Linked DNA regions of Homo sapiens: region 2 is linked to region 1. A link is an interaction called in ENCODE POLR2A ChIA-PET data of the cell type or tissue named here. Cell type or tissue: MCF 10A. All regions are shown on one strand.

The links. ChIA-PET counts read pairs that join two places held together with the same protein. Peaks named below come from ENCODE experiments on the same cell type or tissue, not always from the same donor. Only the 100,000 strongest peaks of a DNase experiment are listed, where the experiment ranks them.
Region 2: POLR2A ChIA-PET joins it to region 1 with 5 read pairs; 3 of 35 experiments call an interaction of 5 or more read pairs at or near these places.

The regions. Positions count from the first base shown.
Region 1 is chr9:125,692,665-125,697,664 of GRCh38, forward strand. The region is part of intron 1 of MAPKAP1 (MAPK associated protein 1); the gene reads right to left. Among named protein-coding and RNA genes, the nearest start is that of MAPKAP1, 12 kb to the right of the region's middle. RefSeq lists an enhancer at 3,440-4,179. In MCF 10A, no CTCF peak of the experiment used is centred here; a DNase peak (open chromatin) is centred at 3,117.
Region 2 is chr9:125,870,807-125,875,806 of GRCh38, forward strand. The region is part of intron 2 of PBX3 (PBX homeobox 3); the gene reads left to right. Among named protein-coding and RNA genes, the nearest start is that of PBX3, 130 kb to the left of the region's middle. In MCF 10A, no CTCF peak of the experiment used is centred here; no DNase peak of the experiment used is centred here.

The DNA.
Region 1 (5,000 bases):
TTTAAAAAAGAAAGGGGATAGAAACACAGGAAGGCTAGAATCCATGCTACATCCTAGATTTTTTCTAATTCAGGTGATTCCAAAACAAGGATACCAACAAAGTACCTAATAAGCAGAATTGGCAACAGTAACCATAAAAATTTTTAAACAATCTGTAATATAAGTTGATTACATCAAATAGACATCAAATTCCTCATGCAAAAATGGCAGTTTCCAAGTCTTCTCTTCTGGGGAAAAAGAGAACTGTCATATACCTTCGTGACCTGTGTAAAGGTAACTAACCTACATTTCTAGTTGAAGGAGGTTAATCCTAGTACCAGAAATCCCATCAGAACTTCTGGCTTTGCTGAAGCAAACCCTCACACACTGGAGCAGTTTCTCCTACCAGAGCACGACACAACATTCTAATCCACACCAGGGGATCCGCATGAGAAGCCCCTTATAATATTTTTATATTAAGAAAACAGGCCGGGCACAGTGGCTTACTCCTGTAATCCCAGCACTTTGGGAGGCCGAGGCAGGCGGATCACCTGATGTCAGGAGTTTGAGACCAGCCTGGCCAACATGGTGAAACCCCGTCTCTACTAAAAATACAAAAAACTAGCCAAGCGTGGTGGCACGCACCTGTAATCCCAGCTACTCGGGCAGCTGAGGCAGGAGAATCGCTTGAACCCAAGAGGCAGAGGTTGCAGTGAGCCAAGATCATGCCATTGCACTCCAGCTCAAGTAACAAGAGCGAAATTCCGCCTCAAAAAAAAAAAAATATATATATATATATACACACACACACACATACATGTATATATACACACACATATACACATATATACACACATATATACACATACACACACATATATACACATATACACACACATATATACATATACACACACATATATACATACACACACATATATACACGTATACACACACACATACACATATATACACACATATATACACATATACACACACATATACACGTATACATACACACACATATACACGTATATATACACGTATATATACACGTATATATACACATATATACACGTATATACACATATATACACGTATATATACACATATATACACGTATATACACATATATACACGTATATATATACACACATATATATACACACACATATACACACACACACATATATATACACACATACACACACACACACACACACACACACATATATATATAGTTGGCCGGGCATAGGGGCTCACACCTGTAAACCCAGCACTTTGGGAGGCAGAGGAGGAAGTTCCCTTGAGCCCAGGAGTTCAAGTGCAGCCTGGGCACTATAGCAAGACCCCTTCTCTGTTATTTGTATTAAAATTTTTTTTTAATTTTTAAAAATTTTTTAGGTTGGGCACGGTGGCTCATGCTTGTAATCCCAGCACTTTGGGAGGCCGAGGCAGGTAGATCACCTGAGGTCAGGAGTTCGAGACCAGCCTGGCCAACATGGTGAAACTCCATCTTTACTAAACTACAAAAATTAGCCAGGTGTGGTGGTGCACACCCGTAATCTCAGCTACTTGGGAGGCTGAGGCAGGAGAACTGCTTGAACTCAGGAGGCAGAGGTTTCAGTAAGCCAAGATGGTGCCATCGCACTCCAGCCTGGGAAACAGAGCAAGACTCCATTTCCAAAAAAAAAAAAGTTTTAAGAAAATTACGGCTATAAAACAAATGCAGTTCTTCATAACTGTAGGGAAAAAGGACTTAAGCACACATGCATTTACTACAATTTGAATGCCAATACCAATACGATCAAAAGAAGCTAAACTACTACCTCAGTGGGAATGGTGCTCTTAACATTGTTCTGAAACTCCTAATTTCCTTAACTAAAAAAAGGCAGAAAAGTATGCATAATGCAAATTACAAACACTACAGAGAAAATGTATGGAAATCGTTTTCCCCGCCCCCTCTCCCAAAAGAATGTTAGACACACTTTATAGAAACCGTGCTTACTCCAAATAGCTCACCAAGTGAAGGTTACTGTGAAATACTTCAAATTCCATAAGCCCCTCAGTACTGCAAAGACTGTGGGAAGGGAATGTTCCAAGCACAGACTAATGGACAGAAGGTACAAATGAAATAAGCCCTGATGCATGACTATCTAAGGAAGTCTAAACTGAAGACTCAATATATTTGTTCTGAAGTTATTAACCAAGCTTCAGTTTCTTAAATACATTCAAAACATTTAGCATATTCTTATAAGTCCCAAGTATAAATGACAGAGGTCTGTCATTGAAGATAATTAAAATAATTTATTTTGCCTAGTTTAGGATAGATAAATCTCTGTCATAGTTCAGACTTAAGTTTTTGTATTTTGAATTTTTTATACCAACAATGTGAATTCTTATTGTGTTTGTTGACTGTGTTAACAATAATACAAGTTATACCAACTTGGAATTTTTATTTTAATTTTGGGGATGTGTCCGTATTTTAACTCAGCAACTTTAATCCAGTGATCAAAGCTTCATTCGCTTGTAAACTGTTTCTCAGGTAAACTGAATTGCCCCATACCAGCATCTTAAGCAAATAAATAAGTACAAAACAGGCAGAGATTATAAATTAGAGCAGACAAATCTGTATCTCACCCCACGCCGGTAAAGAGCATTCTATCAATATAGTGAAATGCTAATCTCCTAATTAACAACCTAATTAGGTAATTATGGCTTTGCAGAGGGATGCCGAAATGAAATATGACAACATGGTCACCTCTTTATATGGCACCTGTGGGCCTTTTCAGCTGTCATTGCAAAGAGTGCAATATCAATTTGAACAGATGACAAAGTGCTGTCATTTTTCATTCTGATAATATACAGAATGCTTTGGACAGAAGTAGTTTACAAAAGAAACATCTTGCCTGATATTTTCCTAATTTAAATATGCTCAAATACTTCGGTAAATTTTTTGCATTGTACATAAGAGAATCAGTATGCACATTTTTATATTGTACATAAGAGAATCAGTATGCGCATTTGAAAAAAACAAACCTAACTGGCCATCATGCTTAACTGTACAAGCTGAAACTATTTCTTTTCTTTCTTTTTTTTTTTGAGACGGAGTTTCACCATTGTTGCCCAGCCTGGAATGCAATGGCGCAATCTTGGCTCACTGCAACCTCCACCTCCCGGGTTCAATTGCTTCTCCTGCCTCAGCCACCCGAGTAGCTGGGATTATAGGCATGTGCCATCACACCCGGCTAATTTTGTATTTTTAGTAGAGACGGGGTTTCTACATGTTGGTCAGGCTGGTCTTGAACTCCCAACCTCAGGTGATCCACCTGCCTCAGCCTCCCAAAGTGTTGGGATTACTGTGCCCAGCCTGAAACTATTTCAATTATAAAGTATATGATAATTAGAAAAGAGTAAAAGGCAACAATTCATCATATTTTAACACTCATATTTTTACTAACTACTGCTATCAGAAAAACTGAAATCCAAACAAACGTGATCTTCAATCTTCTTCTCACAAAATAAAATAAGTGAGACAGACATTCACATTTGTTAAAATAAATTAAAACAGACCAGGCCTGGCCAGATGCAGTGGTTCATGCTTACAATCCCAACAATTTGGGAGGCCGTGGTAGTGCATGCCTGTAGTCCCAGCTGCTGGGGAGGAAGAGGTGGGAGGATCGCTTGAGTCCAGGAAGTTGAGGCTGCAGTGAGCCGTGATCGTGCCACTGCACTCCAGCCTGGTCAATAGAGCAAGAACCCTGTCTCGAAAAAAAAACAAAAAAAAAACAAAAAACAAACAAACAAAAAAACAAATAAAACAACAACAACAACAAAACAAAAAAATCAGACCTGGTCTGAAAAATTCAAGCAGACAAAACTAGTTAGGCCTTATAAATGACCTTAACCTTGTTTGATTTGCAAACATAGGCAAAACTTGAGATATGTCTTATAAATGCATATATGAAAAAAAAAACAAAAAACCTTAAGCTTATCTAGTCAGAAGCAGCCAACAAACTTATGTAACTGAGGACTTTCCAATGGTAGTGATCAACTGTATAACTAATCAATCAAATCTTTTGTTTTACTTCCACAGTCTTCCTACAAAAGCTTCCCCCGCTTACTTTCCCTCAATGGAGCCCCAGAATCACTTCTGATTTGAAGCTGCCCAATTCATGAATCGCTGTTTGTGCAAATAAACTCTAAAATCTTATGCCTCAGTTTACCTTAACACACATAATTTTCCATACCAAAAAATCACTTCCCAAATACGTAAGCATTCAACTCACTATCTCTATCTACCAAAGGCCAACCTCAACTCCACAGAGATAGGAGTGGACTCCCTCTGAAAGTAAAGACGGAGCTGTCACAGGCCTACTCGTTGTCCCTGTGGCCACTGAAGAGGTGATGGTAGCACCGGGATAATGATACCACCAATACGAATACAACTCTTCTTCCAGAATACTGTCTTAAATAGGACTTTTGGGGGAAAAGAAGGCTTTCCTGGGAATAGTAACATCATTTATGTCAGGACATATGAAACCATGTTCTAAGTGCAAAATAAAAGAGGTGAAAACTAACTTGAAAATACAATCCATTTACAACTTCACAATCACCTGCATTAGTGAAAACTATTGGTTAAAATGATGGTCACTGACTCTACTCATATTTGTTAATATCAATTTTAAACTATGATTTATTTTTAAATAATTTGTTTATCAAAGAACATTTCTAAAACTGAGAAAAATATCAAGTCTTATAATCTCACCACCTATTTCTTTTCTTTGCATACATGTTTGACATAATTGGGACCATACTTTATAGAGTGTCATATCCTTTTTTCACTTATTATATGGTTAGCATATTAGTATGTCACTAAAATTCTTCTGAAACATCTAAGATGACTGTATATTATTTCCATTCTATGAATTTTCCATGATTTCTCTAATTTTTATTGAACATTAAGGTTCTAATTTTTGCTAAATACTGCTGCAGTGAACATCTTTGAACACGAATATCTT
Region 2 (5,000 bases), 180 kb after region 1:
TACAAGTAAAACCACAGGGAGACATTGTTTATATACCAAATTGTCAAAAATTACAAAGTCTTATAATACCAAGTTTTGCTGAGGGTGTGGAGCAACAGAAACTTTTGTTCACTGGTGGGTATATAAATTGAATAATTTCAGCTTGGAACATTACCTAGCAAAATTGAAGGCATGTATACGTACATACCCTACCAATCTAGCAATTCCACTTCTAGATATAAAGTCTTGAAAAACTCACATGTATACCAGAGACGTGTAAAAAGTTGTTTAAATCATTATTGTAAACAATGGCTAAAAACTAGAAAAAATAGGCCGGATGCAGTGGCTCACGCCTGTAATCCCAGCACTTTGGGAGGCCGAGGTGGGCAGATCATGAGGTCAGGAGTTTGAGACCAGCCTGGCCAACATAGTGAAACCCCATCTCTACTAAAAATACAAAAATTAGCCAGGTGTGGTGGTGGGTGCTTGTAGTCCCAGCTATAGGCTGAGGCAGAAGAATCACTTGAACCCGGGAGGTGGAGCTGAAATTGCGCCACTGCACTCCAGTCTGGGTGACAGTGCAAGACTCCGTCTCAAAAAAAAAAAAAAAATCTAAAAAAACCCAGGTGTTCATGAATAATAAAATGGACAACAATAATGAATAGGTCAACAATGGAATATGACACAGCAATGAGTAGGAATGAACTCTTCCACATTCAAGAACATAATAGCACATGTAGAATGTTGAATGAAAGAGCAAGGTATAACAGAAAACATTATATAATTCCATTTATATAAAATTCAAACAAAGTAAGAATGAAGCTATAGTGTTAGGGCTGCATAGATGGTAATGTTATTAAAAGGACTGAAATATCTTACTGATAAATCTTTGTATTGATTATAGGTTACAATGATAATATTTCCAATATATTGGGTTAATTAAATATATTACAATTAGTTTTACTTTAAAAAAGCTTTAAAATGTGACTGCTAGAGAATTTAAAATTACATATGGGGTTCTCATTACATTTCTATGGGACAGAGCTCTAGAGGCAAAAATAGAATTGATATTGAGATAGGGCACAAAGGTGCTTCTAGGAAGGTGACAAAGTTGTATTTCTAGACCTAGGTAGTGGTTACATGGATGATGCTCTGTGGTCTTTTTCTATGTATGTGTGTAAAAATGCATCTTTCTGTGTATATATCTTATAATTTAAAAACTTGCTTTGAAATACTGATATTGAAGAAGTTTATGGGGTAACCATTAAAAAAATTAGATTGAATAGATTGTATAGCTTCCAGACTAGTAAAGTAAGAAAAATGAAATGGTAGGGGCAGAAAAAATTAGAGTAACTGATTCAATCCAAAAGAAGGCAAGAAAGGAGAAGAATAGAAGAAACAAAAGCAGGGCAAATAGAAAGTATAAAATGATTTGGGAGAAATAAATCTACATATATCTTACCACAGCACATGTTAAAGGATTTTAAAAGATTGCAAGAGAAAAAGTAAAGATTGTCAGAGGGTACTAAACAAACAAATAGGTACCAAACAAATAACAACATAAACCTGACAACACACTTATTTACAAGAGACATCCCTTATATGAAAGGGTACAGAAAAGTTGATGGTAAGATGATGGGGAAAGGTATACCAACCACTAGCAGAAGGAAAGGAATAGCTATGTGATATCAGATAAAGTAAACTTGAAAGTGAAGGCAAAAAGCATTTCTAGGTTGGGCATAGTGGTTCATGCCTGTCCAGCTGGGAATTCCAGACCAGCCTGGGCAACATAGCGAGACCCCCATCTCACAAAAAAATTTTAAAAATAGCCAGATGTGGTGGCACACACCTGTACTCCTAGCTACTCTGGAGGCTGAGGCAGGAGGATCGCTTGAGCCCAGGAATTTGAGGTTGCAGTGACCTATGATCATGCCACTGCACTCCAGCCTAGGTGAAAGAGTGAGATCTCGTCTCAAAAAAAGAAATAAAAATATAATAATAAACATTTCTAGAGATAAAGAGGGACACTATATCTTGATAAATGGTCCAATTAGACAGGAGAAGTGTAACAATACTAGATACGTAGGCTTAAAAACAGCTTCAAACTATAAAGCAAAAATTGACAGAATTTCGGCTGGGCGCGGTGGCTCACGTCTGTAATCCCAGCACTTTGGGAGACCGAGGCGGGTGGATCATGAGGTCAGGAGTTCAAGACCAGCCTGTCCAACACTGTGAAACCCCGTCTCTACTAAAAAAAATACAAAAATTAGCCAGGCGTGGTGGCAGGCACCTGTAATCCCAGCTACTCAGCAGGCTGAGGCAGGAGAAGGCGGAGGTTGCAGTGAGCCAAGATTGCGCCACTGCACTCCAGCCTGGGCGACAGAGCGAGACTCTGTCTCAAAAAAACAAAACAAAACAAAACAAAACAAAAATTGACAGAATTTCAAGGAGAAATAGATTCCTAATTGTGGGGAGATTTATCATATCCCTGTTGGCAACTGATAGAATAATCAGACAAAAATCTGTAAATATACGGAAAAATTTAATAATACAATTAACAAACTTGACTCAGTGGACATGTGGAGAATATATCACCAGCAACTATAGAATATGCATTTTTTCCTCAAGAATATGTAGGAACACTGAAAAAAACTTAACTATGAGTCAAACTTTAACAAATTGGAAAGAATCAGCATGACACATACCATATTCTCTTATGACAAAACAAGTGGTTATAAATGAACAAATGTAACTAAAAAATAAGTAATTCCTACAACATTTGGAAGTTTAAAATGTTTTCTAAATCATTCTCAAGTCAAAGAAATTGTGGAGAAATTGTCAAATTCTTTAACTGATTAAAAATGATAAAAGTATAGTTTACACCAACACTTAGGAAATATGACTAAAGCTTTATATTATTTTTAGCTTCAAATGTTTACATTATAAAGATTTTTAAAGTCTTCAAGTTAATTAGCTAAAATCCAATAGAACCTAAAAGAACAGCTAGATAAACCCAAAGGAAAATAGAAAAAAGGGAATAATAAAAACTTGAAGATGAGTTAAAGAAAAAGAAAACAAAGATACAATGGAAAGCATCAACAAAGCAAAAGTTTGTGCTTTGAAAATTTATGAAATTGACAAACCTCTGGTAAAGATTTATCAAATGCAAACAAAAAAGAAGGAAAGAAGGAAAAGATGCAGAGAAGAAGCACAAATAAATACCACTGGATCTGAAAGAAGATAAAGCATGTACAGCAGAAATTAAAAAGAAGGAATATCCTGAACACTTTGTCAATACATTTGACATCTTAGGTGAAATGAAATATTGGTAGAAATACAGAAATGAGTAAATCCTGTCTCAAGAAGATACAGAAAATGTTCGTAATCTTATAATCTTTGAATAAAACCAGTAGTTTAAAATATTGCCATAAAGAGAACATCAGGACCAGAGGATTTTTCTATGGAATTCTAAACATTCAATGAATTGATAATTTCAATTTTACACAAATTATATACCGTTGTAAACAAAAGTGTACTCTAAAACTAATTATATAACATTAATATAACCGTGATATTGAAATAGGTAACAATACAAGAAAGGAAAATGACAGGCTAGTCTTATTCACGATATAGATGGAAAAACTCAAAACAAAATGTTGCCAAAGTGAGTCCAGCAATGCATAGACATATAATATGGTTCAGCTTATGTCATTAATGTAATCTTGGGCTATCATTGGAAACATTAGTAAAGATAGAAGACTTGAACAATACTATCAATCAGCTTGACCTAATTGACAATTTAACTCTACCCAATAAGAGCAGAATATGCATTCTTTTGAAGTGCACGTGGATTATTCACTAAGATAGAATACATTAAATGAATCTGTATTAACTTAAAATTCTAAGTGTTGGCAAGAATGAGGAGCAACAGAAACTCTCATGTATTGCCAGTGGGAATATAAATTGGTACAACTATTGGAAAATAATTTGGCAAAAGCTATCAAAGTCAAAGATTGGCATACCCTATAAACTTGGAGCTCTTCTCTTAGGTAGATACCCTAGAGAAAAGTTTGCACATGTCTTTCTATAAATGTATTTGAATGTCCATAGCAGCTTTGTTTAACATAGCAAAAAAGGGCAAAACCCTGCCCAAAAGTCCATTAATTGTTCAATGAATACATAAAATGTTTTACTTTCATTCAGTTGAATACTGCACAGTCATGAAGTAATAATATGGATGGATGCTGATTTCAAAAAGCAAACACCAGGAAACTTCTGCTTCTGGCTATGACTAAAACTCCGTATCTATCTCCCTGGCCCATGCACTAGAGTTTCTTTGGGGATACATGGAACTCCTAGTGTACACACATTTTCATTTATAATAGATACTGCTAAATTGCCCTTTAGAAAAAGTAACTTACCAATTCGCATTATTCTGATTCTTCTCATTTCTTTATACATGTTTTGTTTTGTAATTGAAATAACTTTACAATTTTTTGAGCTTTTCTCATTAGTACTATAATGTAAGCACTTTCCATGTTAGCAATTTTTATGAATAATTTTATTGACTATACTGTTTGAGTGACTGTATTTTGACCTCCTTAATCATTTCCATCTTCTGGGACATTTCAGTTGTCTTTTGGTTTTCATTATTATAAATAATATAATGAACAACTTTGCAAAAAAGTATGTCTTTTGAAGGCTCATTAAGGCTAACTAGGTAGGGAAGGGAAGGACGTTCTACTTTAAGAGAACGAGTGCAGAGATTTGAAAAAATTGGCATTTGGGTGGCACTCAGTAAATGATTATTCTGATAACCTACCAACTAGAATTCTTGGTTCTAGTTCTTGGTTCAATCTTCCTGACCTTCTGCCGCCACCTCGCTTTTCTAATATAACTTCCTACGATACTGCTTATATCATGCTACTCAAACATTTAATTATTCCCCCCCACCTGTAGGATGAAGTTCAAACTCTCTAGTCTGGAATTTTTTGCTATTTATAAATTGGCTTTTTATTCTT